Regions from separate parts of the Homo sapiens genome. Here region 1 is linked to region 2. The links are chromatin loops, found by intact Hi-C in ENCODE. Cell type or tissue: K562. All regions are shown on one strand. Each heading gives the region's core, and the rest is flanking DNA. Links, peaks and the distances in the headings are about the cores only.

Evidence for each region. Peaks named below come from ENCODE experiments on the same cell type or tissue, not always from the same donor. Only the 100,000 strongest peaks of a DNase experiment are listed, where the experiment ranks them.
Region 1: a loop joins it to region 2, with 13 times the contacts of the local background. A loop is called at or near these places in 15 of 110 quality-filtered maps.

The regions. Positions count from the first base shown.
Region 1 is chr7:92,874,579-92,890,630 of GRCh38, forward strand. The region is part of intron 1 of CDK6-AS1 (CDK6 antisense RNA 1); the gene reads left to right. Among named protein-coding and RNA genes, the nearest start is that of CDK6, 46 kb to the left of the region's middle. In K562, for the core only: CTCF peaks have their summits at 5,813 (motif pointing left) and 6,099; DNase peaks (open chromatin) are centred at 5,813 and 6,073.
Region 2 is chr7:92,614,658-92,630,709 of GRCh38, forward strand. It overlaps CDK6 (cyclin dependent kinase 6), which reads right to left. Exons shown (of 8, transcript NM_001145306.2): 6 at 8,379-8,429; 7 at 3,415-3,550; 8 at 1-629. The coding sequence ends at 483. Among named protein-coding and RNA genes, the nearest start is that of FAM133B, 32 kb to the left of the region's middle. RefSeq lists a silencer at 11,058-11,352. In K562, for the core only: a CTCF peak has its summit at 6,525; a DNase peak (open chromatin) is centred at 6,534.

The DNA of each region.
Region 1 (16,052 bases), core at 4,706-7,205, 260 kb after region 2:
AAATTTCTAGAGGGCATTACAGGCATTTTCTATTCATTCCCCAAGACCCAGCTGAAAGGTCACCTTCACAGGAAGCTTTCTCAGCTTTACTCATACAGTCAGTTGTTTCCTTCTGTTCCCACAGCACTTAGCCCAGACCACTGTATAGCATTTTTATCTATTACTTAGTGTGATTATTTGCTTCCCTTTAATCTGGAAATTCTTCAGAAACAGAGACCTTGCATTAATCATTATGTCTTTATCATCTAGCACAGTACGTGGCATATGGTAGGCATGTAATAATTACTATGGGACAACAATATTTATGGTAAGTGAATGTAGAAACCATGTTTAGCTTGCAGATATACAGCTGCAATTCAGAAGTTGAAGCCCCTTGAGACTTCATTTTTGCCATTAGGTTGTCTGATGACTCTGTTAAAAAATTCAGCGTGGTCTGGTTCGTTTTCTAGTCTTTCAAATCTCCCAAAGAATGGTTCAAAGCTTTGGTTATATTAGATTTGTTATGTTGAATTCAACTTGAGGTTAGGAGGCTATAGGAGAAAAAATTGGAAATGTTTGGGCTTTATATAAAGACTTGGATGGGAGTAATATCAGCAAGATGGCAGAATAGGAGGTCTTAGGCTTCAGTCCACCACACAGAAAGTCCAACTAGCAACTATTCAGACAAGAACACCTTTGTGAAAACTGCAAAACTTGGAAATGAGACTGAGATACCTACATGGACCACAGAAATGAAAAACTATATTAGAAGGGTAAGAGGAACTGTCTCACTTTAACCATGTCAGCACAGTCCCACACAGAGGAAATTCCCCAGGCCTATGGTTTCTATAGTAGGAAAAGTGAGCCTGGTTGGACATCCAGCTTCCCCAGCATCATGGGTCACCCACTCCTATCTTGCCTTATGGGGGAATACTATGGGTAATGGTGGGACTAGAGCGTTTGGAGTCCAGTAAAAACAAAAAAAGGGGGAAGGGTTCATAGTAACCACTATACAGATCTTGGTGGTAGCTGTGTATTCCTGCCAATGGTGGCACCTGATCAAAGATACCAAGCCAATGTTATAGCCTACCCACAAAGCTGAGCTGATTGCTCCCAGAAATACAGTGGGAAGTTCTACCTGGCTTGAGTCCCTAGCCAGCCACTCCAACCAACCTCACAGCCTACCACAATGGTCCACCCAGGCAGGGAGATGTATGCCATCATGTATTTCTGCAGACCACAGGGGCTGGACCTGCCTGACCTGGGAGCCCAAACAGTGACTTGGCCCTACCTCAGAGCTTACCTCAAGATTGTGCTCTAGCAGGGAAATGCCTGCCACTGTTTTTTTGTTTTTTTTTTTTTTTGTACAGCATAGGGGCTGGCCCTGCCCAACCTGGGAGTTGAAACAGTGACTCAGCCTAGTCGCAGAGCCCACGCAAGACTCTGCCCAGGCAAGGAGGCAAGCCTCAACTATGTATTCCTATGGAGCATAGCCTCTAGTCTTGAAAATTCCAAGCAATGACTCTGCCTAAGCTTAAAGCCCAGTCCACAGGCTGTCCAACTCTAGAATCCAAATAGTAGTACTGCACAGCCAGGGAATACAGCCTGTGACTCTGCTGGATTAGAGGTAATCACAGTGCCTGGCCAATAGGTCAGCCAGACTGCAGAGTCCAGTGAATGGTCTCACTGGACTGCAGCCCCCAACTGTAGTACCACCCAACCTAACAGCAAAGGCAATGGAACCTAAAGAAACAGAGATCTATAAAATGACAAAGAATTCAGAATAAATCTCTTAAAGAAGTTCAGTGACCTGTTTAAAAAAATAAGGATAGAAAATTAAAATTTGGAAGCCAATACATGAAAAAAATGAAAAGTTTCACAAAAAATAAAAACAAATAAACAAAAACCAAATAGAAAACATAGAAATGAAAAAGACAGTTGCTTAATAGAATAATTCAATAGAAGGCTTCAACAGCAGACTCAATCAAGCAGAAGAAAGAATAAGTGACCTCAAAGAGAGACCATTTCAAATTTTATAGTAAGAGAATTATAAATAAATAAATGAGAAAGAATGAAGAAAGTCTATAGGAATTGGGGGGTACTTTCAAGAAAACTGACTTTTGCATAACAAAAATACCAGAAGGAGAAGAGAAAGAAGGCCAGGAAGCATATTTTAAGAAATAATAACTGAAAACTTCCCAAATCTGGGGAAGGATGCCAACATCCAGGTACCAGAAGCCCAGAGAACTCCAATAAAATTCAACCCAAAGAGGAGTTCACCAAGATACATCCTAACCAGACTATTAAAAATCAAAGACCAAAAAGAAAAAGACAAAAAAAGAATTCTGAAAGCAGTGAGAGAAAGGAGACTCATCACATAAGAGGGAGTCCCAATGCAGCTATCAGCAGATTTCTTAGCAGAAACTTTGCAGGCCAGGAAAGAGTGGGATGATATATTAAAAGTGCTGAAGAAAAAAAATTGCCAGCTAAGAAAACGTCACCTAGCAAAGCTATTCTTCAAAAATGAGGAAGAAATAAAAACTTTCCCAGACAAACAAAAGCTAAGGGAGCTTATCACAAGGCCTGCTACAGGGAGTTCTTTAAGCTGAAATAAAGGCCACTAACTAATAAAATAAAACATATGAAATTACAAAACCCAATGGTATAAGTAATATGTAGTCATATTCAGAACACTCTAGTATTTTAATAGTGGTGTGTAACGTAATTTTATCTCTAGTATATGGGTTTAAAGGCAAAACTATCAAAAACAGCTGTAACTACAATAATTTGTTAAGAGATGTAAGTTACAAGAAAAAAAATGTAAATTTTGACACCAAAATCATGAAATGTAGGGGAAGGGGAGTAAAAATGTATAGTTTTAAAATATAATCAGGGTTAAGTTGTTACCACTCTGTAAAAGCCCATTATAAATATAAGAATTGTTATGTAAGCCTCATTATAACCACAAAGCAAAAACCTGTAGTACCTGCACAAAACATGAAAAGGATTCAAAGCACACCACTACAGAAAACCATCAAACCACAAGGCAAAACAGCAAGAGAGGAAGAAAGGAACAAGGGATCTACAAAAGAACCTTAAACGAATTGCAAAATTGGAGTGATAAGTCTTTACCTATCAATAATTACTTTGAATGTAAATGAATTAAATTATTCAATCAAAAGATATAGAGTGGCTGAATAGATAAAAAAAAGACACAATGATATGCTGCATATAACAGACTTACTTCATTCTTAAGGACACACATACACTGAAAGTAAAGGGGTGTAAAAAGATATTCCATGCAAATGGAAACCAAAAGATAGCAGGAGTAGCTATACTTAAATCAGACAAAGTAGAATTTAAGTCAAAAACTGTAAAATAAGACAAAGAAGGTCAATATATAGAGAAAGGAGTTAGTTCATCAAGAGGATATAACAATTATAAATACATATGCACCCAACTTTGGAGAACCTAAATATATAAATAAAAAATTAAATGATCTGAAGGGAGAGACAGATTGTAATATAATAATAGTAGTGGACTTTACTAATCCCAATTTCAACAATGGACACATCATTCAGACGAAAATCAATAAGAAAACACTGGACTTGCATTGAACATTAGAACAAATGGACCCCCCAGACTAATACACAGATTCCATCCAACAGCAGCAGAATACACATTCTTCTCAAGTGCACATGAAACATTTTCCAGGGCAGATCATATGTTAGGCCATAAAGCCAGCCTTAACAAATTTAACAGGACTGAAATGATATTAATTATCTTTCTAAACACAATGGTATAAAACTAGAAAATAAGAGAAATCTTGGAAAATTCACAAAAATGTGGAAATTAACAAGCTCCAGAACAATTTGTGAGTCAAAGAAATTAAAAAAGAAATAAAAATCATCTCAAGACAAATGAAAATGGAAACACAACCTATTAAAACTTCTGAGCTACAACAAAAGCAGTTCTAAGAAGGAAATTAAAGCAATGAATACCAATATCAAAAACACAAGAAGGATTACAAATAAACAACCTAAAATTATACCTAAAGAAACTAGAAAAAGAAAAACTAAACGCAAAGTTAGCAAAAGGAAAGAAATAACAAACATCAGAGCACAAATAAATGACATATAGACTATAAAAGCAATAGAAAAAATTAATACCACTAAGAGTTGGTTTTTGGAAAGATCAACAAAATCAACAAACTCTTAACTAGACAAAAAAGAGAGAAGATTCAAATAAATAGAACCAGAAATGAAAGACATCCCAACTTATACCACAGAAATACAAAGGATCACAAGAAACTACTAGAAACAATTATATGTCAACAAATTGGATAACCTAGAAGAAATGGACAAATTCCTAGAAACATATAACCTATCAAGACTGAATCATGAAGAAATAGAAAATCTAAATAACTAATAACAAGCAAGGAGATTGAATCAATAATAAAAAGGCTCTTATCAAAGAAAAGCCCAGGACCTAATGGCTTTACACCTGAATTCCACCAAACATTTAAAGAATAACAACCCTCGCAAAACTCACAAAATTGAAGTGGAAGGAGTATTTCCAAACCATTTTATGAGGCCAGTGTTACCCTGATCCCAAAGCCAAACAAGGACACTATAAGAACAGAAAATTACAGGCCAGTATCCCTGAGAAACATAGATGCAAAATTTTTCAACAACATACAAGCATACCAAATTCAATAGCACATTGGAAAGGATCATTTAGTATGATCAAATGTTATTCATCCTTTGGATTCAAGAATGATTCAACATACAAATCAATAAATGTGATACACCATATAGACAGAAGAAAGGACAAAAATTATATGGTCATTTCAATAGATGCAGACAAAGAATTTGACAAAATTCAACACTCTTTCATGATAAAAACTCTCAACAAATTAGGCATAGAAGGAATATACCTCAATAAAGGTCATATATGACAAGCCTGCAGTTAACATCATACTTAATGGTGAAAAGTTAAAAGCTTTTCCTCTAAGATCAGGAGTAAGACAAACATGTCCTTTCTGACTACGTCTTTCCAACATATTACTGGAAGTCCTAGTCAGAGCTATTAGGCAAGAAAAATAAATAAAGGGCATCCTAATAGGAAAAGAAGGATTGGAATTCTTTGCCAATGAGATGATATGTAGAAAATCCTAGACTACACTGAAAAACTGTTAGAACTGATTAGTGAATAAAGTTGCAGGACAAAAAATCAACGTGCAAAAATCAGTAGTGTTCCAATACACTAACAATAAACTATCCAGGAAAGGAATTAAGAAACCAATCCCATTGCAATAACAACAAAAATTAAAACACTTAGGAATAAATTTAACCATGGAGATGAAAAATCCCTATACTGAAAACAATAAAACATGGATTAAAGAGGAGGGGCTTCAAGATGGATTAGTAGATGTATCTGGTATTCACCTCTTCCATGGAGAGGAACCAAAATAGTGAGTAGATAATCACACTTTGAATAGATTATCTAAATGAGAACACTGAAAGAGAGAGAGAGAGAAAGAGAGAGAGAGAGAGAGAGAGAGAGCACTCATGCTGGGTGCCACAAACCCCCAAGTCCTAAGCAGTTGCAGCATGGCACATTTTGAGAGCCCGGCTTCTTCCAGACTGTGTCTTGCCCTGGGGCTCAACAGTTTCTGCATCTCTACATCCTTGGTGCCTCACTGACATTCAACAGAGAAGTGATGGGAGGCACTGAAAGCAAGAAGGGAGAAGGAAGTGAAGCAGCCTGTTCAACTAGCATTGGCTAGGAGTCTGGAGAGGCTATCTAATGTGGGTAAAGGGTAAATGAGTGACCCCTAGTGGTCCACTTTCCTGCCATGGACACCTACAATTCTAGCCATGGTAGAGCCCCTTCATATAGGGAGCTTCCTGAGGACTGTGAGGCATTACTCCAGAGAAAGAACTCATGCTTGGTCCCACAAACCCCCAAGTCCTAAGAAGCTGCAGCATGGTGCATTTTGGGAGCCTGACTTTTACCAGACTGTGTCCTGACCTGGGGCTCAACAGTCTCAGCATCTCTACATCCTTGGAGTCCCACTGACATTCCACTGCCCACAACTGCCATCACTAGGGGTTGCTGCAGGGCAAGGCACAAGTGAAGTATGCACTGTCGCTCCTCCTGCTACCTGCCTATGGCTGCTCCCATTGACCATTGCAGAGCTGCAATGCAGCCACAGCTGCCCCCACCTGACCTTTCTGTCAGTGGCCTGGGATCACCTTGCCACTGCTTATAACAGCTAGCACCTGCAGGCACCACTGGGGGTCCTGAGGGCAGGTCTGCCTGAGCCAGCTCCATACCTCCAGTACCCAAGCATGCCATCCGGGGGCCTGGGGATTGCCCAACCCAGTTCACCACCATTGGCACCTCAGCATTCCTCCCAGGATATGCTCCACTCAACCTGCCTCTGCCACTATAGCTGGCACCCAGCTGTATGTGCCACTTGCAGGTCTGAGGTCTGGCCTGCACAGCCCTTCATAACCAACACCAACATGAACTGCTTGATTCCCAGAGAATTTTCCCACCACTGGTCCTTCCATTGCCCATGCCGTGCCCACCACCCAGGGGATGGAGAACCCACCTATCTGTCCAGCCCACTGCTGCCATTCCAGGCACCCAAGCAGGCCACTTGTAGGCCCATGAGTTGGCTGGCTTGTACATGCTAACACCAGTGCCAGCATACGTCACTCTGGGGCCCAAGGCAAGCAAACTCAGCCCACTACTGCCATCCCTGGGACCTGAAGACTAGCCTACCTGGTATCCTTGTCCGAGCAAAACTTCACCACAAGCCTCCACTAACAACCACATCCTAAACCACTGAGGAAATCACAGACACCACTGATGCTGTTTACAGCCAAAGAAATAATACAGCAGCAACACTACTACGTGCATCCAGAATCAAAACCAAAGTGCCTTACCCAACTAACTTCATAGATACATCTTCATGAAAATCCTCCCCTATGAAAGCAAATTAAAACAATTAGAAACAACTGTTACACCAGATGAGGAGATATCAATGTAATGACTCAGGAAGCATAAAAAAGCAAGAAAATAAAACACCTCTAAAGGAACACAATAATTCTCCAGCAACATATCCCAATCAAACGGAAATTTATGAAGTTAAGGACGATGAATTCAATGATATTAAAGGAGCACAATGAGATACAAGAGAATACTGAAAAGCAATACAAAATGATTAGAAAAACAAACCAGGATATGAATGAGACATTTACCAAAGACTTAGATATCGTAAAAAAGAACTAAACAGATATTCAGGAAATGAAGAATGGGTTGAATGAAATACAAAATTCAAAAGCTTCAATAACAGGCTGGATCAAAGAGAAGAAAGATTTCAGAACTTAAAGACAGGTCTTTTGAAATAACCCAGTCAGACAAAAATAAAAATAATCAAAAAGCCTGAGCAAAGCCTATCTGACATATGGAACACCATAAAGCAAACAAATATTCAAATTCTTGGTGTCCCAGAAGGTTAAGTGAAAACTAAAGGGTTAGGAGACCTATTTAACAAAATAATAGATGGAAATATCCCAGGTTTAGCAAAAGATTTAGATGTACAGATACAGGAGGTTCAAAGATCCCCAAATAGATAGGATTCACAAAGTCTTCTCCATGGCACATTATAGTTAAACTGTTAAAAATCAAAGAAAAAGAAAATTATAAAAACAGCAAGAGAACAGTGTCTAGTATCATAAAAGAACCTCATCAGACTAACAACAGACATCTCAGCAGAAACCTTACAGGCCAGGAGAGAATGGGATGATATATCCAAGGTGCAGAAGAAAAAAACTTGCTGCCAAGGACATTATGCCCACAAAGCTATCCTTCATAAATGAAGGAGAAATAAAAGTCTTTCCCAGACAAGCAAAAGCTCAGGGAATTCATCCCCACTAGATCAGCCATACAAGAAATACTTAAGGGAATTCTATACCTAGAAGGGAAAGAACAATAACTACCATGATGAAAATACATGAAAATATTAAAAAAAAAACAACACTGTTAAATAAGATTTGAGATAAAAACTCAAATGTTACCACTACAGGATACTACCAAACCACAATGATGAACAATAAGAGAGAAAGAAAGGAGCAAGGATATATAAAACAACCATAAGTCAACCAATAAAATGTCAGGAATAAGTCCTCACATATCAATAGTAACTTTGAATGTAAATGGATTAAATTTTCCACTTGAAAGATGTAGACTGGTGGAATGGATTAGCAAAACAAAACAAAACAAAAAAAGAAAACATGAACCAAGTATATGCTGCTTACAAGAAACTCATCTCAGTTGTAAAGATACACGTCTTGAAAGCAACAGGTGGAAAACATATTCTATGCAATTAGAAACAAAACAAGCAGGAACATGGGAACACTTGATATGTTATGTAAAGCAAATATTATTAGATCTAAAGGGAGTGATAGACTCCAACACAACAATAGCTGGGGACATTAACACCCCATTCTCAGCATCAGACAGACATCTAGACAAAAAATTAACAAAGAAACATTGGATTTAAACTGTACATTAGACTAAATGTACCTAACAGACATTTACAGAATATTTGGTTGAACAGCTACAAAATACACATTTCTTTCATCAGCACATGGAATATTCTTCAGGACAGACCAGATGTTTGGACACAAAGTAAGTGTGAACAAATTTTTAAAAATTGAAATCCCACCTAGTATCTTTTCAGAACAAAATGGCCTAAAACTAGAAATTAATAAAAAGAGGAACTTTGGAAACTGTACAAATACGTAGAAATTAAACAACATGCTCCTGAATACCACTGAATCAAGGAAGAAATTAAAGAGGAAATGAAAAAAAATGTATTGAAATAAACGAGGCTGGGTGTAGTGGCTCATGCCTGTAACCCCAGCACTTTGGGGGGCCGAGGCAGGTGGATCACTTGAGGTCAGGAGTTTGAGACCAGCCTGTCCAACGTGGTGAAACCCCATCACAACCAAAATTACAAAAATTAGCCAGGTGTGGTGTTAGGTGCCTGTAATCCCAGCTACTTGAAAGGCTGAGGCAGGAGAATCACTTGAACTGGGGAGGTGGAGGTTGCAGTGAGCTGAGATCACACCACTGCACTCCAACCTGGGTGACAGAGTGAGACTCCATCTCAAATAAACAAAACAAAAACCAAACCAAAACAAAACAAAAACAAATGAAAAGCGACATATAACATACCAAAACCTATGGAATACAGCAGAAGCAGTGCTAACAGTGAAGTTTCTAGCAATAAATGTGTACATCAAAAAAGCAGAAAAGTTTCAAGTGCACACTCTAATAATGAACCTCAAAAAACTAAAAAAGCAAGAACAAACCAAGCCCCAAATTGGTAGAAGAAAAGGAATAATAAATATCAGAACTGAAATAAATGAAATAGAGACTTAAAAAACAATATAAAGGATCAATGAAATGAAAAGTTGGTTCTTTGAGAAGATAAATGAAATTGATAAACTGCTAGCTCTACTAACCAAGAAAAAAAGAGAGAAGAAGACTCTTCTGATTTTATAGAACCAAATCACAATTGAAAAAGGAGACATTACAACTGATACTATAGAAATACAAAATATCACCAGAGACTATTATGAACAACTACACACTAACAAACTAGAAAACCTATAAGAAATGGATAAATTCCTGGACTCATAGAACCTCCCAAGAATGAGTCAGAAATAAGTAGAAAGCCTGAACAGAGCAATAATGAATAATGAGATTGAATCAGTAATAAAAAGTCTCCCAAAAAGGAGAAGTCCAGAACCAGATGACTCCACTGCTGAATTCTACCAAACTTTCAAAGAAGAACTAATACTATATTATCTTCAAACAATTATAAGAAATTGAAGAAGGGGGAATTCCTTTTAACTCATTCTGAGATTAACATTACCCTGATACAAAAACCAGACAAGGACTACAAACTACAGGACAATATCCCTGATGAACACAGATGTGAAGATTCTCAAAACAATTCTAGCAAACTGAATTCAACAGCACATCACACACACACACACACACACACACACACACACACACACACACACACACACGTTAGTGTGATCAAGTGGGATTTATCCCAAGGGTGCAACAATGGTTTAATGTACGCAAATCAATAAATGTGATACATCAAATCAACAAAATGAAGGACAAAAATAGCTGCGATGAACATACATGCATACATAGCTGCATGTATGTCTGTAATATAATGATTTGTATTCCTTTGGGTACATACTCAGTAATGGGATTGCAGGGTCAAATAGTATTTCTGGTTCTAGATCTCTGAGGAATTGTCACACCATCTTCCACAATGGTTGAACTAATTTACATTCCCACCAACAGTGTAAAAGTGTTCCTATTTCTCCACAACCTCACCAGCATCTGTTGTTTCTGGAGTTTTTAATAATTGCCATTGTGACTGGGGTGAGATGATATATCATTGTGGTTTTGATTTGCATTTCTCTAATGATCAGTGTTGTTGCGCTCTTTTTCACATGTTTGTTGGCCACATGAATATCTTCTTTTGAGAAGTGTCTGTTCATTTTCTTTGCCCACTTTTTAATATTCTTTTTTGTAAATTCTAAGTTCCTTGTAGATTCTGGATATTAGACCTTTGTCAGATGGATAGATTGCAAAAATTTTCTCCCACTTTGTAGGTTGCCTGTTCACTCTGATGATAGTTTCTTTTGCTCCGCAGAAACTCTTTAGTTTAATTAGGCACCATCTGTCAATCTTTGCTTTGGTTGCAATTACTTTTGGCAATTTCACCATGAAATCTTTGCCCATGCCTATGTCCTGAGTGGTATTGCCTGGATTTTCTTTTAGGGTCTTTATAGTTTTGGGCTTTATATTTAAGTCTTTAATCTATCTTGAGTTAATTTTTGTATAAGTCATAAGGAAGGAGTCCAGTTTCAATTTTCTGCATATGGCTAGCTAGTTCTCCCAGCACCATTTATTAAATAGGGAATCCTTTCCCCATTGATTGTTTTTGTAAGGTTTGTCAAAGATCAGATGGTTATAGATGTGCGGTCTTATTTCTGAGTTCTCTATTCTGTTCCATTGGTTTATGTGTCTGTTATTGTACCTGTACCATGGTGTTTTGGTTATTGTAGACTATAGCTTGAAGTTCGGTAGTGTGATGCCTTCAGCTTTGTTCTTTTTGCTTAGGATTGTCTTGGCTATATGAGCCCTTTTTTGGTTCCATATGAATTTTAAAATAGTTTCTTCTAATTCAGTGAAGAACGTCAATGGTGGTTTAATTGAATCTATAAATTACTTTGGGCAGTATGACCATTTTCACAATATTGATTCTTCCTATCCACGAGCATGGAATGTTTTTCCATTTGTTTGTGTCCTCTCTGATTTTCTTGAGCAGTGGTTTGTAGTTCTCCTTGAAGAGGCCCTTCACTTCCCTTGTTAGCTATATTCCTAGGTATTTTATCCTTTTTGTAGCAATTGTGATTGGGAGTTTATTCATGATTTGGCTCTCTGCTTGTCTGTTTTTGGTGTATAGGGATGCTTGTGACTTTTGCCCATTGATTTTGTATCCTGAGACTTTGCTGAAGTTGCTTATCAGCTTAAGAAGCTTTGGGGCAGACACAATAAGGTTTTCTAGATACAGGATCATGTCATCTGCAAACAAAGATAATCTGACTTCCTCCTTCCTACTTGTATACCCTTTATTTCTTTCTCCTGCCTGATTGCCCTGGCCAGAACTTCCAATACTATGTTGAATAGGAGTGGTGAGAGAGGGCATCCTTGTCTTGTGCCGGTTTTCAAGGGGAATGCTTCCAGCTTCTGCCCGTTCAGTATGATATTGGCTGTGGGTTTGTCATAAATGGCTCTTACTATTTTGAGTTTCTTCAATACCTAGTTTATTGAGAGTTTTTAACATGAAGGGATGTTGAATTTTACCGAAGTCCTTTTCTGCATCTCTTGAGATAATCATGTAGTTTTTGTCTCTAGATCTGTTTATGTGATGAATTACATTTATTGATTTGCATATGTTGAACCAGCCTTGCATCCCAGGGATGAAGCCAACTTGATCATGGTGTATAAGCTTTTTGATGTGCTGCTGTATTCAGTTTGCCAGTATTTTACTGAAACTTTTTGCATCAATGTTCATCAGGGATATTGGCATGAAGTTTTTCTTTTTTGGTTCTGTCTCTGCCAGGTTTTGGTATTAGGAAGATGCTGGCCTCAGAATGAGTTAGGGAGGAGTCCCGCTTTTTTAATTGTTTGGAATAATTTCAGAAGAAAGGATATCAGCTCCTCTTTGTATCTCTGGTAGAATTCACCTGTAAATCCATCTGGTCCTGGGCTTTTTTTGGTTGATAGGCTATTTATTACAGCCTCAATTTCAGACCTTGTTTTTGGTCTATTCAGGGATTCAACTTTTTCCTGCTCCTATATTGGGTGCATATATATTTAGGATAATTAGCTCTTCTTATTGAATTGACTTGTTTACCATTATGTAATGCCCTTCTTTGTCTTTTTTTTAATCTTTGTTGGTTTAAAGTGTATTGTGTCAGAAACTAGGATTGCAACCCCTGCTTTTTTTCTGTTTTCTGTTTGCTTGGTAAATTTTTCTCCATCCTTTTATTTTGAGTCTATGTGTATCTTTGCATGTGAGATGGGGCTCTTGAATACAGCACACTGATGGATCTTGACTCTTTATCCAGCTTACCATTCTGTATCTTTTAATTGGGGCATTTAGCCTATTTACATTTAAGGCTAATATTTTTATGTGTGAATTTGATCCTGTCATCATGATTCTAGCTGGTTATTTTGCAGACTTGTTTATGTAGTTGCTTTGTAGTGTCACTGGTCTGTGTACTTCAGTGTGTTTTTTTAGTGGCTGGTAACAGGTTTTCCTTTCCATATTTAGTGCTATATTCAGGAGCTCTTCCAAGGCAGGCTTAGTGGTGATGAATTCCCTCAGCATTTGCTTGTCTGAAAAAGATTTTAATTCTCCTTTGCTTATAATGCTTAGTTTGGCCAGATACGAAATTCTAAGTTGGAAATTCTTTTTTTAAGAATGTTGAATATTGTCCCCCAGTTTCTTCTTGTAGGGCTTCCACTGAGAGGTCTGCTGTTAGTCTGGATGGGCTTTCCTTTGTCGGTGACCTGGCCTTTCTCTCTGGCTGCCCTTAACATTTTTTCCTTCATTTTGACCTTGGAGAATCTTATGCTTATGTATCTTGGTGTTGATCTTCTCATGGATTATCTTACTGGGGTTCTCTCTGGATTTCCTTAATTTTTATAATGGCCTGTTGGCTAGGTTGGGGACGTTCTCCTGGATGATATCCTGAAGTGTGTTTTCCAGCTTGGTTCCATTCTACTCATCTCTTTCAGGTACCCCTATCTGTTGTAGGTTTGGTCTTTTGATATAGTTCCATAGTTCTTGGAGGTTTTGTTGGTTCTTTTTCATTCATTTTTCTCTAATCTTGTCTGCCTGCCTTATTTCAGCAAGATAGTCTTCAAGCTCTGATATCCTTTATTCCACTTGGTCAATTCAGCTATTGATACTTTTGTTTGCATTGTGAAGTTTCTTGTGTTGTGTTTTTCAGCTTCATTTGGTCATTTATTTTCCTCTCTAAACTGGTTATTCTGGTTAACAGCTCCTGTAATATTTTGTCATGGTTCTTAGCTTCTTTGCAATGTGTTAGAACATAATCCTTTAGCTCAGCAAAGTTCATTATTACATGTCTTCTGAAGCCTACCTCTGTCAAATCATCCATCTCAGTCTCAGCCCAGTTCTGTGCCCTTGCTGGAGACATGTTGCTATCATTTGGAGGAGAAGAGGCACTCTGGCTTTTTGAGTTTTCAGCATTTTTGTGTTGATTCTTTCTCATCTTCATGGGTTTATCTACCTTTGATCTTTGAGGCTGCTGACCTTTGGATTGGGTTTGTGTGAGTTCTTTTTTGTTGATGTTGTTGTTGTTGTTGCTCTGTGTTTGTTTTTCTTTTAGCAACCAGGTTCCTCTTTTATATGGCTGCTGATGTTTGCTGGGGGTCCACTCCAGACCCTATCCGCCTGGGTCCTTCCTGTTCTTGGAGGTATCACAAGTGGAGGCTGTAGACCAGCAAAGATGGCAGCCTACTCCTTCCTCTGGGAGCTCTGTCTCAGAGGGGCACCAACCTGATGCCAGCAAGAAAACTTATGTATGAGGTGTCTGGAGACTCCTGTTGGGAGGTATCACCCAGTCAGGAGAAGTGGGATCAGGGACTTGCTCAAATAAGCAGTCTGGCTGCCCCTTGGTGGAGTGGGTGTGCTGTGCTGGGGGGAATCCCCCTAGTCTGGGCTGCCCTGATTCTCTCGAGCCAGCAGGCAGAAAATACTAAGACCACTGATTCACAATACCTCAGCCACCGCTCCTCCTAGGGGCTCCTCTCAGGGATCGCAGAATTCTGTCCATAAGCCCCTGGCTCGAGATGCTGAAATTCCCACAGGGAGGCCCTGCCTAGTGAGGAGTGGACCAGGTTCCTACTCAACCAAGCAGTCTGGCCATGAACTGATCCAGCTGCTGTGCTTCACTACAGAAAAGTGGCCTTGGTCCAGACTGCCCAGTCTTGCTGGCACAGGTGATGGGGTAATATGGTCAACTGGAGCCGCAGTGATGGTGGCCGCCCCTCCCCACTGGGAACTCAGTCTTTTTAGGCAGTCTCCAGCTTGCTGTGCTGGCTGGCATGGATTCCAAGCCAGTGGGTTTTAGCTTGTGGGGTTGCAGGGGAGTGAGGCCACTTGACTCCCTGGCTTCACCCCCCTTCCCGTGGGAGTGGATGAATCTCCTGCCTCATGGGAGTTCCCAGAGCTAGAGTATGCAAATACTCCTGTGTCTCAGTGCCTGCTCAAATGTCTGCCCACCTGAGCAGCAGCTGTGAGTCTTCACAGCTCTATGCTTGGGACCCAAGGCCCTGGTGGTGTGGGCTCACAAGGGGACCTCCTGATCAGTGTGTTGCAAAGATCTGTGGGAAAAGCATGGTTTTCAGGGAAGGGTAGCATAATCCCTCACCACCTCCCTTGGCTCTGTGCAGCTCTGGGGTGGGGCCTTGCTCCACCCTGCTTTTCCTTGCTCTCTGTGGGTTGGACCAACCGTCTAGTCAGGCCCAGTGAGAGAACCTTGGTACCTAAGTTGAAGATTCAGAATTCACTCACCATTTTCATCCTTCTTGGTGGGAGCCACAGAGCAGAGCTGTTTCTATTCGGCCATCTTGGCTGCTCCCCCAACAGGTATAAATTTAACCAAGAAGGTGAAAGATCTTTACAAAGATTACTACAAAATGCTGATGAAAGAAATTGAAGGGGGCACAAACAAATGGAAAAAACATCCCATGATCATGGATCAAAATTAATATCATTAAAATGACCACATTGTTAAAGCAATCTACAGATTCAGTGTAATTCCTATCAAAATACAAATGTCATTTTCACAGAAATATAAAAACATTCCTAAAATTTATATGAAACCAAGAAAGAGCCCCAAATAGTCAAAGCAATCCTGAGCAAAAAGAACAAAGCTAGAATCATCACATTTCCTCACTTCAGAGTGTATTAAGAGGCTATGGTAACCAAAACAGCATGGTATTGGTTTAAAAGAAAACACAGAGTCCAGTGGAAAAGACTAGGGAATCCAGATATAAATCCACAAATTTATTGCCAACTGATTTTCAGCAAAAGTGCCAAGAACATACATTGGGGAAAGGACACTCTTCAATAAATGGCACCAGGAAAACTGTCTACCCACATGCAGAAGAATGAAACTGGACCCCTACTTCTTACCACATACAAAAACCAACTTAACATGTATTAATGACTTAAACTTAAGGCCTGAAACTAATAAATAGGAAACATAGGGAAAACACTTCAGGACATTGGTGTAGGCAAAGGTTTTATGGCTAAGACCCAAAAGCAGAGACAACTAAAACAAAAGTAGACAAAAAGTCTATATTAATCAAAAAAGCTTCTGCACATCAAAGGAAGCAATCAACACAGAAAAGAGACCTGTTGA
Region 2 (16,052 bases), core at 5,392-7,891:
AAAAAGTAACACTTTAAAAGATCACAGAATCTCTCACATACACACACACACACACACACACACACACACACATGCACACACACACTCAAAAGTACCAAATCAGGCCCGGCAGCTGCAGAGAGATTACATCATAACTCAGCTGTGCCTGGATTACCCACTCCACACTGGCAGCATTCAAGGTTAGAAAAATCAAATGGCAGCACAATTGGTCAGCAGCTTCTCTTCTTCTGGAATTTTTCCAGGTTCTTGAAACAAACAGACAAACAAACAAACAAATGAACATAAAGCTGCAATCACTCTTGCATTGATTTCAAAACAGTAAACTAGGCGGTTTCCTTGGAGAAGCAGAGCCTGTCCAGAAGACAGCAGCTGGAAGGCCTCCAGATAGCAATCCTCCACAGCTCTGTAGGGCTTGCTGAGGGGGACCCATAAGCCACCAAGGGTGTTCTCCGCAGGATCAGCTTAAGGCGGCTGCTGAGGCCTCAGGCTGTATTCAGCTCCGAGGTGTTCTGGCTGGGCGGCAGGTGGGAATCCAGGTTTTCTTTGCACCTTTCCAGGTCCTGGAAGTATGGGTGAGACAGGGCACTGTAGGCAGATATTCTTTTGGCTGGGTTAAATGTCAAACACTTCTGTAATAAAGAAAAAAATAATTGGTTGATATACAATACATCAATGTAAATAATGTACTTACAGAGTTATCCCTTTATTCACTGTCATATGTTAAGCGCATCTACAGTGGGAATGAGTATTTATTTAAAGGGACACTAAATAATATGGAGACAGTACTCATATATATCCCTAATGTATAAAATGTCCCTCAGGAGAAGACCCTTTTGGGTGCCTATGGACTGTTTCCTGCCCAGGATTTCTCACTAAGCCATTAAAGTATGCATATAACTTTATTTAGTAATTCTTCCAGTGCTAGCAAACTTAGTGCTACAGTCGGAGACTTCACCGTAACTTATTATCCTGCCTCAAGGCTACACCACTCAGAGGCAGGGCTATCTTCCTTTTAATTAATACCAAGGTGCCACATGGCTAGCAGTAGCTCTCTCAGGGGACCATTAGATTCAGTTCGAGTCACTAAACTCTATTCCAGGCTGACAGCTCAAGTGTAGGGCTACCAAGGTGAATGAGCTGGTGCCTGCGCTTAAGAAGCTCCTGGTCCTAGTCAAGTGGTTTGGGCAGTTTGGCTGAGCTACTGAGGTAGAAGGTGAAAGGAGGGAAAGGGAAACCTTTGCAGTAGCAGCAATCTCTATTCCCAAACTGTCCATACCTAAATTAGTTAGAATGTGTCCCTAATTTCAGTCTCATTTCCACCCCTACCTCAGGTAATCTTGTTACTCAAATCCTCCTCCTCTCCTTCCATCAACGCCTCCTGCTGGGTGCCTAGCAGGTGGCAAGCACTAATTAGTGATGAGTAAGACCTCCTCATTGCCACAGGAGCTCACAAGTAGCAGGGAAGCCACACTGGCTTCTCCATCCTAAAGTGAACTGGGTATATGAAATGTCTATGCATTCCAGTCTTCTATGTAATTTACAGACTTCACATTATCATGGTTAATGGAAGACCTCTTCCACTTAAGAGGTCTGCATAACCATGATATTAATAGGACTCCTGCTCACAGTCCTAGTCAGGTTCCAACTGGATTAGGGACCTCTCTAATATTCTATCGAAGGCTACTGACCTAGAAAAACAAATACAAACAGAAAGTTCTATGTGTAATTTCAGGCAAATTCTTGGGTCCTCTGAAATCTGATTTATCCTGAGATCCCCATCAGTCCATGGTTGCTAGCCTCCCTATAGGATCTTCTGAACATCAAGAGCTAAAGGGCAAGTGGAAGAAAGAGCTTGTCTGTAGAAAGGTTCCAACTGTCTCTAACAGCAAGAAACATCTCTAGAAAAGCTTTGCAAGGGCTGAATTCCCAAAGGACCGGAAAGCAGGGGCAAAATTCCTGAGCCTGAGTTCTCTTTTCCCAGAGCCCAAGAAGGAGAAAATTAGGTAGTGGCATTTAATCTCCAGGACATAGGAAAGAAGAGAAAAGAGCTGTGGGAATACATTCACAATACAGAGACATGTCTCTAGAGGATTATGTGAGAGGAAGCCCTTTCCTCACAGCTACACTGATGGCTTAAAGCTGGGAAGAGGGTGGAGAGAAGGAGAACACCTTAGCCAAATGTGGGGGTGTGGGAGAATCTCACGTTGGAAGTCTTAATACATTTTGTCCTATAGAAATATGGTTAAAAAAAAGGTGTTTAAGTTCTATTATTGCTCTACTTCAGGAACAAGGTTGCCAGGTTGAGGGTTAATTAAAAAACTTTGTGTTAATAATATTGTTTCTGCAAGAAAATTTAGTTTAATTGCCAAATAGTTTACTTATAAAATGAGCTTTTGGAATCACAACTTAGTCAAGAGTTGGATACTATGGTAGATTGGATAACTTTTAGTACATATTCCCTCTTTTCTCTCCCCTCTCACCATAGGGGGAGCATTCTTTCCTCCATTCAAGTTGGCCTTAGGCATGGAACTTGCTTTGGCCAATGGAACATGGGCAGAGTGGCGGGTACTTCTTCCAAGTATGGACCTTCAGGGGCATTGCATATTTCTGCTTGCCCTTCTGGAGCATCGATACCTTCTATCATGAGAAAAACATGCCCCAGGGAGCTGCTGCCTCTCTGGCATGGGCCCCAGCATGAGACACATGGAGAAGACCTGTGCTTCACCCACGGGCAGAAGCAGATATCAAAGGCTGTTAATTCAGGAGGTAAAGCAGACACTCATTACTCACTGGGTTTCAGACATCAAGAACAGCCCAACAGGTACACTTTTCTACCTATTGTTCTGGCCTCCAAGTATAGGAAATTATGTATATGGTTGAGCATTAAGAGTCTCAGAGCACAGAAGTCCTTATTTTCAGTGAGGTATTTTATATGTCCCTGGCACACTAAATACTTATTAAATAAATCAGCAACTAGAAGAAGTATTGCTATATAGTTCTTTTGGAAAAACATCTCCCCAAAGTTGTGAATGTTTAAGAAAAGGCACGTTAAAATGACAAACAAATTACTTAAAGTAGCATGAAACTGTAAGAAAGGAAACATAATATTTACTTCTAAAGAAACATATGTCAAAGTGAATCGAGAGGCTTCTAAACCTGCATTGAAATAAACATTCAAAGATGGCAGATTTAAAAAAATGTGGATCAGAAAGACATTCCAGAATCAAAAGCCACCAGCTGCTACAAGTGTGAAAATGAAACCTCTGGAGGGACTGTTGCCTCCTGCTCCATGTGGCTGTGGCATGTGATGCCTATAGCAGCTACTGAACTGATATTTGTGCCCACCACCCAGTCTGGGTAGAGCAGGTGTCTCACTGGCACAGTGCAGACGAGCTTGACATCAGAAAAACTTACCAGAAGTAGGTCTTTGCCTAGTTCATCGATATCTGTTACAAACTTCTCAATTGGTTGGGCAGATTTTGAATGAAAAGCCTGCCTGGGAAGGGCAACATCTCTAGGCCAGTCTTCTTCTCCTGGGAGTCCAATCACGCTACAAAAGAACCACACATGGACATAAGCATTAGCTACTATGCAGAAGCTGTTTTCTCATCAATTTCCAGAGAAAGGCAAAATCTAAGGGGGAGACATGGGGGGCAGAGTCCCAGGAGACCTTCACTTTATCACTGGCAGGGTCTCTGTTTATCTCTGTCCTACTGCAATATGGTGGCCATGGGGGAGAGGGTAATCTCACAGAAGAATTGTAAAATTCAGTGGGAGGAGATAAGAGATTGCTCTGGTAGCAGACACTAAATGTAAGGGATGATGTAGAAATAGAAAATATATTACCAGGCAGTAAGCTCTGACTTAGTGACAAAGCAGGACTTATTGTATTCAGAGGAGACCCATACTGGTACATATCTTCCTTTATGTCCAAGAATGCTTTTTGTGTTTTGATCGAACACCCCAGTATTGACATGATTTTATGATGCTCATCCAACATGGTTTATTAACATATCAATTTGGTTGCATTTTTGGTTAAAGAGCAATTCCCTACATATTAAATATATACATTAGAATCAGAAGGAAAAATGAGGCTAAAACGTGCTAGTCCTGCATTATACAAACATGATTTTATAAAAGGAAGTCTGTGGTATTCCAAAGTGAGCAAACAGTAAATTAAAAGACTATTATTTATATTTCCCCTGAAAACCATTCTGGGATCAGAAATGTGGAAAGAACAGCAAGTGATAAGCACAGGCTTCGGAAATAGGCAGATTTGGGTTCAAATCCTGCACCTGCCACTTACTGGCAGGTAAGGACAAATTACTTAACATCTATGACCCTTAGTGTCTTTATGTATACAATGATAATAACTTACAGTTGTAATGAGGATCAGTTATACTTTATTTGAATTTATAGTAATATATAAATTTATAATTTAAAGTACAAAGCACAGCACCTGATATACATCACACACAGTCAATTATCAATCAATACACTGCCTACTATTATTATAATTAGAAAATGTTATTAATACAAGATGCATAGGAAATACATCACTACCACACTTAAAATATGAACTGCTTGTATCTATGTATAACTTAAGATTCTTTAAAAAATTAATGGGTCAATGGACTTACATAACTTATACATTGTATAGATATTATTTATAGTTTACATATAGGTCGTAAGTAGGTTTGAACAGAGAAAATCAGAGGATGCAGGGACTTCTTTCTCACACAGACTGTATAACTCTGAACCAAAAATAAAATCATAGTTTAGTGGACGGGGTACATAGCTATTCAAATACTGGAACAAATAATTTTAACTACAGTTAGAAATTGTGCTGGCCCACATTAGGGTCTTCTGCTTGGCCTCTACTTGTTGGGACTAAGGCCCAGGAAGAGGTGTTCTTATGAATGTACTTCCAGATTTCAGGAAGATGTGGTACAGGTCTCAAGATCTGTAGCACTTCATTTCCCCTTCCCTCACCTACACGGAGCCCAGGCCATAGACTTCAGCTGGGAAGATAACCCTGTCATCATGGCTTCTCTGCCTGGGTGTCTGGGGAAGACACTGTAATTCGGCCTCTATCAGGCATACTGAGAGAGCTACATTATTGAGGCAAAGACAGATTCATGGACATATTTACTAGAAGCAATAAATAGAAATGACAATGAGCAATATATAGATTTGTTCAATAGTACAGCCTACAATAGAAGTAAAAAGAAAAAAACCAAAAATACCACTATTAATTATGAAAAGAAATGCACGTGTAAGTGTCTGGATACAATGGGACAGGGCAGAGGAGGGAATGAAAAATGCTTGTTAGAGAGCTTTAAAAATTTCCTTTCATTCCTTTTTAGTTGTCAGGTCTATGTGTATCAATATTTTTGTGTATATTCACCAGTCAGCTAGAAATTGATTATATTAATAACTCCTAGAAATATTTAAAATCTTTTTTATTTGTGGCTTTGAATGTATCTACATCTAATTACATCTTGCAAGTATATGATCAACTGAATGCCAAAAGCCTTCAGAGGAACAGCACATCTCTGTTTGTATGTGTGTACATATACAAATAACTTTATATAATTTTATATAAAATTTTAAACAAACACATAACTATATATATAAAACTTTAAGTCTATCACCTCCTCTGATTCCTGTAATAATTTCCTAAGACATGTAAGTCAGGTGTTATTAGTCTCATTTTATAGATGGGGAAATTGAGAATGAGGAATAAAATGAACTGCCAAAGTCACAGATAGCAAGCTCAGTCACAGAGTCCAGAGTGAGTTCCGTTCTCTCTATTCCAATATTTTATTTCCATTTAGCTATGACATCATTCTTAAAAATGCTCTAAGATGTCACAGGCTAAAACTATTGTTTCACTTTTAATACTTGCTATTACTTGAAGGCTTAAATCTTCCTAAACACAGAAATGTTTTTCCCTTTAAGAGTATGTGAACATGGACCAGGTGGGGTGGCTGTAATCCCAGCAGTTTGGAAGGCCGAGGCAAGTGGACCACTTGACCCCAGGAGTTCAAGACCAGCCTGGGCAACATGGTGAAACTCCATCTCTATAAAAAATATAAAAATTAGCTGGTTGTGGTGCCCTGTGCCTGTAGTCCCAGCTACTTGGGAGGCTTAGATAGGAGGATTACTTGAGCTCGGAAGGCCAAGGCTTCAGTGAGCCAAGATCGCACCACTGTACTCCAGCCTGGACAACAGGGCAAGACCTTGTCTCCAAAGAAAAAAATAAAAAAGAGTATGTGAATATGGCTTTCCTTAAAAAAAATTTGGTTTCATGTCCAGAATGAACTTTTATGGCCCAAATATGTGTTGTGAAATTCTGATAGGTCCATTAAAAATGCTTGCACTTAATTCCACTATTTGGACTGCTGAATATAAGCCTTAAAAGTTGACATTTATATTGGCAAGCCCAACAGGGCACAAAATCTATAAATGGCAGTGATGGAGGAGACAGAAATATTTTTTCAAGTACTTCAGCAGTGACGCTAGGGTGCAGCATTGTCCCTTTTCTCTGGCAAGGTAATGCATTCAGAGGAAACAGAACATAATTTTGATGACACAATGCCAGAAACCACAAAGTAAAATCTAAAGGCACAAACCATAGAACTCTACAGCTTCTTTGCTGTTGGCAACCTACGATTGTCAGGACTTTGCCAAAAGCAGAACTGGCTTTTCTTTGGAAGCAGGTCAAACATGCCGGTCAAATGTTCCTTCTGGTCCATTTCACTGGCCTCATGTACTAAGGGGGCACTAACAATGTTAACAAGATTGCAGACATCAGTGCTGGAGGTAGACACAACTGTCAGGTAGTATAAATAAGGGAAAGAAGGTGATGGCTTTCAAGTCCTGGCAAGCTGACTTTAGTCAAGATTCTCTTTCCTTTTAACAGAAGGTCATCAGTATGTCTGCTTTCCCTAGTTTCCTCTTTATGATCACATGCACACAAAATATATTCAACAGTCATGGGGAAAAATAGATGGGAGTTCATCGAGTGATTAAATAACTTGCCATTCAGAAGCAGGGGTAACATGAAGGCTTTGTGTTGAATTTATCCACTGTACAGAGTGGTCAGTAGTAGGAGCAGTAGCATCACCTGCCCTGGACCCAGGAAGCCCCCAGGCATAAAAAACTAGCAAATGTTATTCAGGCCTTAAAGCTACTATGTTCTGACTCAGCAGTAGCACTGGCATTAACAGAAGTCTAGCTGCTTCTAGTCACTAAAAGAACAAAATCAGGTTCCAGTTTTATTAACTGTTTTAAGCAGTCACGCTTGAGTAGACAGTGCTGATATGAAAATCTGTTCTTTAGGGGTGGTTTTTTTTTTTTTTTCAGTCTTACAGACTTCGAATTTCATAAAAATCACTGGGATTCCTATAAAATGTCACAGACCAAAGATCAGGGCTATTTTTGGTCTAGAACTCCCACTTTTTTCCTACTCCACTCCAATTTGGATGGGCCTTTCAAACACAAAAAACCAAAAAAGGATGCCACACTGCATGCTTTGTCAGAAGAAGTGCCCCAGTTACATTCTAGAAACATGAATGCATACATGCATGAACATGCAGACATGAATGAAACTATGTAAATCATCAAGGAGCGATGTAACTGAAACCAAAGAATTTGAGCACAAGAAAGGATCTTATAGAGAATTTAAGTCAGAGTTTCATTTCTCAGATGAAGTTAAGGAAATAAAAGGTTAAATAATTAATGATGAACTCTAATAGTAACAGTAATAGATAACTTTTTAAAGTGCTTACTATGTGCCAGGCACTGTGTAAGCCCTTCACGAGGTGTTTTAAATGACTTTCTCAAAGTTGCAGAGTTATTTTGCCAAAGACTTAGGGTTCTCATTTTCTATTTTGGTGCTCCAAAGAAAAATGAGATGTGTAGCATACCATCCTTCGCCCAGGAAAACAAAACAAAACAACGCAGAACCAACCTGGGTGACCAAGGATACTCAGTGGGGACAGGAAGCTCACTGGACAAGGATGGGTACTTGGTCACCAGGCATCCCATCTCTGATGGTGGGTGCTTTTGAAATGACCACAAGCAGAAAATGTATTTGAACTAAAAGAACTGGAGCTCAGCCACACGAAGAAAGAGGAGCAGCAAAAAGATCCACACAAGCAACATACAAGCTTCCAGAGCAGAGCAGTTAGGGCTCTGCATAAAACGGCACTTCTACCATGTCTCCACTCACCACACAAATAGTAACACTGTCTGCAGCAGCTGCTTGAAGTAAGAAAGACAAGAGATAAACACATGATATGCATGTCAGAGGAAAGTCACTGTAAATGTTTTAATGCTATGGACACTGGTGTAAAATTATAATTATTACTTACTCCAAGATTTTTCCTAGTTGATCAACATCTGAACTTCCACGAAAAAGAGGCCTAAAAGAATAAAGATACATTTTAAATAAGAAATGTTCTCAGATTACATTTCAATCATATTTGCCATTATCATTGTTTCACAGGAAGCAAAATATTCTTTATGGGTTGGGAAGAAGTAAAAAAAATTGAGACATTTTTCCTTTGGTAAGTGAAGGTTTTCCCTGCATTTCATGTATGGGTTAGGATCTCTCATGAATACCTGGTGGTAGATGAATTCCATGTTTTACAATCACGGGCATTCTGTTTGCAGTCATTCTTACAACAGTGCTACCGTCAAATTCAGTTCCAGGTTTCAAAGATCTGCTTAACTTCGTGATAAGGTGGAACATACCACCATCCTAGTCTCGAACCATAAATAGGTGAGATTCTTTGATATTTCTCAGAGCACTTTTTCCATACTACTCTGCTATCAGAGTACTTCCTCATGGGTCTCTCTCCTTTCATTTGTCCTCAATGCTGCAGTGAACCACCTCTGGGTCTATTTTTCTAATTATACCACTTTTCTTCCTCCCAATATTATGGCAGCTAACCATTACAAGTTCTAAATCTTAACTCTGGGCTTTAGAGGCAATTGTGTCTGCTTCAAACACACAGCCTTCCTTGTCTACATTGAGCATTTAACTGGCAATTAAAAAAGGTCATTTTGTGACATTTCTGGCATTTCTCCAAGAAGATCAAGTAGCCCCTTGAGGGAGGAGACTTCTCTAGGTTTCCCTATAAATCCCTGCCATAGAGCTTTACTCTGACAGATGCAGTTACTAAACATTTTATTTCATTTTGCATACACCTATGGTACACAAGTAAACGTTCCCTGATTCCTTCCTCAACAAATGCCATAAACAGGTAATTTTCAACATTAATGTACTAAAATAGTTGTAGTCTATTATCAGGTATCATATCTCTTTTTATATTATATATCAAATTATACAGCCTTAAACTTGACCTCTTAAATATTTTCTGTGCACAATAAATGAACTCACTATATATGGCCATATATGGAGAATCCTGCAGTCATAGCATTTCAGTGGTTAGAACACACCTTAACGTTTCTCAACCATACTTTCTATGAATGTTACTATTCCTGAAAATAATGATTTCCAAATGCAGTGGAAAAGAATTTACTTATTGCAAGGTGATGGGCTGAATTTTTTTCCCCCAAATTCATGTTGAAGCCCAACTCCCAAGATCTCCGAATTTAACTGTATTTGGAGATAGAGCCTTTAAACAAGTAATTAAAATAAGATAGGGTGGGCCCTAATCAAATCTGACTGTTTTCCTTGTAAGAAGAAGCCATTTGGACACAAAGAGACATCAGGGGTGCACATGCACACAGAGAAATAAACATGTGAGAACCATGAGAAGGTAAGCCTAAAAGAGAGCCCTCAGAAGAAACCAAACCTGCTGACACCTTCATCTTGGACTTCCAGCCTCCAGAACTGTGAGAAAATAAGCTTTTGTTGGTTAAGCAATCCAGTCTGGTATTTTGTTGCAGCAGTCCTATAAAACTAATATAAGCCACCTGCATATCACTAATGCAGCCAAATTCATAAAGAATCACGAAGTTGCGCTCTGAAAGACATCTTGACAGGTCTTAAAAGATGACAAGGTGAGAAGTCCAAGTTTTTTTCTAAAACTTCCAAAAAAAGGCAAAAAATGGAATCTTAACAATTATAATTTATTGAGCATGAATGTTGTATCTGGCCTAGTGCCAAGTGCCCCAAACATAATCTCATTTGATTCTCACAAAAATTCCAGGAGAAATGTAGTAGTACAATTATCCCTATTTTCAGATGAGGAAACTGAGTACTGGAGATGTTACATGGCTTAATTAAGGGCATAATATTCCCCTCTCCTTTTATTTCTTTTTAGTTAACATGCTGATTTTTCAAGATTTTTTTTTGACTGGGGAAAGGGTCTGTTTGGCGATGGACTGTCCTGGGAGTGAATCTCTATTTAGCTGTTTCTTCCTATATGATCTTAGGAAAGTCTCTTAATTTCTTTGACTTAGTTGCTTCATTTGTAAAATGGAAAGAATGATACTTACCTCATAGGATCAACTAAGTGAGATTATGAATATATCTCATCTACTAGAATGCCCAGCTTATAGCAGAGTTACAATTAAGTGGTAACTAAACACACACACACACACACACACACACACACACACACACACCTCTCTTATTCCTGGCCAATATTATACAGATAATCATGTAAAGTATTTCACACAGTGAAGTAGAAAGGAAGGAACCATTTGCCACCATGTGGTGAGGTCCAAGTCACATTTAAGTCTAACAGTCTTTCCTCTGGGGTCACTAAATATTGCTTACATGTTACAGCTCTTACAACTTTATCAAGAAAAGAATTTTCTAAAGGATGAATGCCACATTTTTCAATAAGGATTAATTAATTCTGAATTGGCAATATCACTTCCTGTATGCAGTTTTGCAAAAAAAAACAAAACAAAACAAAACAAAACAAAAAAAACCAAAAACCTCACCAAGTATTTAAGTCTATCAGTGAGATAAATTTTCTCAGGTCAAATTACCAAGGGGACTAAGTTTCAGATTATATGCCTTTTTAAAAAAACAACTCAAAAATGCATAGATATCATTTGTAATCTCAGTAACAGTGGCAAACAACATTTAGAAGTTGGGTATGTTTTTTAACAGATGAGAAGTGTATACTGGTATGTCTGTTATAGAAAGGAAATGATTCATGCATAACAGGGGATGAAAGTTTCATTTAGTTACAATAATTTCATTGTACTCAAAAGACAAGGAAGTCATGGGTTAACCTATAGAACACCTTTGTAACCTGTATTTGACCTGCAGCTATGCTTTGACAGCTATTTTTCTTGATTAGTGGAAGAATTTTCCATGTTCATAAAGTGATCTTTCAAAAAAATATTACTGGAGAATATCTATTATTTTATACTCATTACCACATTCTATTCTAGAGTTGTTATCAGTTAAGTTAAAATTGTTAACTTATCACCTTACAATTACCACCTATTCAAATAACTGGATGAAGCAGAAAATCAATTAACTGATCTACTTAGTACACACTAATTGACTGATTACCCAGTAAGTACATGCGGCTGTAATTGGTGCTGGGAAATACTAAAAAATACACATATAAAAAATATAAATTACATTTCAAAGTATATAATTATAATGTATGTAATATACATATAATGTAAGTCATATGATATACATATAATATGTATTTATACATTAATAGCAGGAGACAAGGAGACAAGATATACAAATGCAGAATCACCGAATAGAAGTTTACCTCATTTTACCAGTGGGAGACAGAAGTCGCGGTAATCGTTTCATCTTAATAGAATGTTAGGAAGTGGTTTGATTAACTTACTTTTACAGATGGGAAGTAAAGTAACATCTAAGGAAACACAGATGAGTAAGTGGCTAAGCTGATTTGTCTGACTTCAATGAACAGCAATATAGAAAAAGTGTTTTAGAAAGACTAATTTGGCAGGGGTTTACTGAGTCAATAAGAAGGGATGGAAACCAAGCCAAGGAGGTCAACTGGGAAGTCAGTGTACAAGTAAGATGACAAGGGCCTCAACTAGGTGGGACAAGGAAATGGCTAGAGATGCAAAGACATTTAGAAGAAGATGATCAGAACTTGATGGAAATGTGAACATGACTTGAGAGGAGAAGCATGATTTTAAGTTTGTATTATATTATTAGTAAAGTCTGGCAGAATGAGATAGATGGAGGTGGTGGGGAGAGGAGATTAGAAGGTAACTGATTTAGTTTTAAATATTTTCCTTGTATAATAAAATTATATAAAACATTTCACTGAAATTGGAGAATGAATAATATGCAAAAAAGGTAGTTTGGCATACCTATGTATATACCCAAAAGCATTAACATACAGGTCCACATAAAAACTTGTACATGAATATTTATAGCAGCATTATTCATAATAGCCAAAAAGTGGAAACAATCCTAACGTCCATCAACTGATAAATGGATAAACAGAATGTGGTATGGACTTACAATGGAATATCACTGAGTCATAAAAAGAATGATATACTGAGACTACCTGGAGGACCCTTGAAACCATTATGCTCAGTAAAAGAAGCCAGTCACAAACAACCACACATAATGTGATTCCATTTATATAGACAATGTAAATTTATACGAACAGAAAGTAGACTGGTGGTTGCCTGGGACTAGGGGATTTGAGGGAACTGACTGTATACAGACTGAAGGTCTGTGCCCCTGAAAATTTCCTGTGTTGAAATCCTAATTCCTAAGGTGATGGCATTAGGAACTGGGGCCTTTGGGAGGTAATTATGTCATAAAAGGCATTAGTGCCCTTATAAGAGAGACCCTGGAAGGCTCCCTTGTCCCTTTCACCATATGAAGACACAGCAAGATGACGATCATCAATGAATGAGGAAATGAACCCTCTCCAGATACTGGCTCTGACCTTGGACTTCCCAGCCTCCAGAACTGTGAGGAAGAACTTTTTGCTGTTTATAAGCCAATCCAGTTCATGGTATTTTGTTAGCAGCCCAAGCTGAGTAAGACAGACTGCTAATGGGTATGGCGTTTCTTTTTGGGGAGATAAAAATGTTCTAAAATCGACTGTGGTGGTAGTGGTACAACTCTGTGAATATGCTAAACTGAAAAAAACACTGAATTGTACTATTTATATTGGTGAATTGTGTGGTTATATCAATTATATTTTGATAGAGCTGTTAAAAAAGGTGGTTAAGAAATTATATTTCCAAGCAAACATTACGGATTCAGGAGGAGGGTAAAAAAACTGCTAAATATTTGGAAACCATCCACATACACACAAAAATAAATTAAAAAAAAAACTGCTAGGAAAACTGTTAGGTCTACATATATGAAAGGCTTTAAGCATGCGGTATTAAAGTATAGTGACAAACATTTTACCATATATTCAATCAAGTACTTGTCTGGAGACATGTGCTCCGCAAGTTTTGATAATCTATTGTTATGATCTGAATCTTTCCAAACACCTGATTTATCAGATTAGGGTTAAATAATAAACCAAAAATGTCTATGCATGCAAAAAAAGGCACTGGTATGAAACTATTATCTTATACTTCACTTTGGATGGTGAGATGATGAATGATTTGCTTTCTGCATTTTTCTACTTTTCTATACTGCGTTTTATGAGTGTTAGTTTTAAAATCAGAAGAAAAAAAAACCCGACAACATTGCCTCTTGCCATACACTGCACATATATGATCTGTTCACCTCACTTCTTCATTCCCTACTTTAATACTAAGGCAACTCTATTATATTCGTTTACCTGTTGATTTCTACACACAAACTGGAAGTTCTCTGAGGACAGGGCCAACCCTCACTTGATTCTGTATTCAGAGTACTGAATTTACTGCCCAGTTTGGCTATAATTGGAACTCAATTAATACATGCTGAGTGGTTATTGCTCCCCCCTGCAAGAAGGCTTTCTGTCCCTTCTTTTCTTCAACTTCAGCTCCTCCTGTCTCAAAATTCACTTCCTTGGTTCATCTCTGGGTAATTCAAGTGCAAGCAGGTGTATCTGCAGAGGTACATATATACGATTAGATGTATACACACCAAGAGCCAACTCCAAATCCAATTTATATTGTTGTATCTGTTTATGCTTTAATCTGCCTGTGGCACCAGACAATATCTGCCTGCAAATAATGTGTATTTAAAAACTGGGGCTGGCTGACAATTATTCTCCTATATCCAAAACCTTGCGAAAACCTTCACAGAAGCAGCAAGAGGCAAGCAGGATAGGAACTTTGCCCTCCAGTGCTTGCTTCAGCCAGGTATGAAGGCTAGGGATGGTCTCCCTGGAAGACAAAGAAAGAGAAGTGTTGAGAAAAAGTGTAGCAAAGGCAAAACGGTATAGGATTAAGGAGAGTGGGGAGGGGAAAGACGCACTTGAAGTAAAACCGGTCCAGAAAGGGAGAAGGGCTGGTGGGAAAGAGCACGGAAAAAAACAATTTAAAGCCCAAGTAATGACAAGGAAAGACCGTGGCAGAAAGAAGAATCTGAGACGAAGTTCCGTCACAGAGACCCAGACTGATAGGAAAAAACCTCTGCCAGGGAAGGGAGGTGCCACTTAGAGGAAAGACTTGTGTCTCTAACACAAGTTAGAGAGTGTGCTGGCATCCCTGTCCATAGGAGGGACTATGAGTCTGGTAATTTCCTTAAAAATAAATAGCTGAATTAATTTTTCCTTGTTACCGATGTGAATAATTTATTTATCCACAGAGGGCTCATATTTACTGGACTATGAGTAACTTCCTCTAGAGAAAGAGATGGAGAGAAAGAAAGAGAGGGAGAGCAGAGGGACAAACCCTACCATTTTTCAACTCAAAATTGAGGATTAAAATTAAACTAGAACTCACCAAACTACTTCAGATTTCTGAAACATTACAAAACTCATAAATTAATATATTTACTGAGTCAACTTTACATATGACTAAAATAAGACTAAGCGGTCGTTGAGATGAAAAAGTCATTTCTAATCACTATGACAAAAATTGAATGGGTATCTCCCATTTCCAAGAAATAGTTACTTCTCTGAAATATTCAAATAATTTCATTTTTATTCTCCCAGTGTCATCTCTCCCTGCCTTAGTCTACTCAGGCTGCAATAATGGAGTACTGCAAACTGGGTGGCTTAAACAACAGAAATTAATTTTCTTGTGGTTCTGTAGGGTGGAAAGCCTGAGATCAGGGTGCTAGCATGGTAACTCAACAATGTAGGGTTCTGGTAAGATCCCTCTTCCTGGCTTGTACCTGCCTTCTTGCTATGCACTCACGTGGCTAGAGAGAGGGTATGCTCTTTGGTGTCTCTTCTTATAATGGCACTAATCCAATCATGGGAGCCCCATCCTCATGACCTCATTTAATCCTAATAATCTCCCAAAAGCCCCATCTCCAAATAGCATCACATTGGGGGTTAGGGCTTCAATGTAAGAATTTTGGGAGGGACACAAACATTCAGTCAGTAACACGTCCTTCTTCATATTAATGAATGTAATATATCTTCCATAATTTTAAAATTAAAAAGCTGGGCTGGCACATTCTTGTCTACTATAGCAGCAATAAATGTGATTTGTCTTTCTGTGACTAGGATCCAACTCTTCATTTTATATACTTTTTGATATTTTTTCTTGCCAAATTACATTATTTATTTATTTATTTATTTATTTATTTCCCTTCCAAAGCCTCCCTTATCTCTTGCTCTCCAATCACACTGTTCAGGGGGATTCTTAAGGCTGGGAAAGAAATGATGATGTATTTAGCACTTTCCAAGGGCTGGGTTCCTAATGCATTATTGCATTTTAATTCTCACTCTAACCATGAAGTTAGGCGACTAGCAAGTACTGAAAAACTTTGCAAATGAAAGAAAGTTTTAGAACCAGGAAAATAAATCTGAGTCAAACTTCGGAAGCTATAATTCACAAGGGTGAAGACTTTATATTAGTATTATTAAAAAATTGGAGGCAAGTCAAGGATATGGTACCCCCATGGAATCACTCCTGTCACTATGGGCTTCTTTAATAGTCAGATATCGCAGGCTCAACACTCCGGGGAATACTGTCTTCTGTCTCTT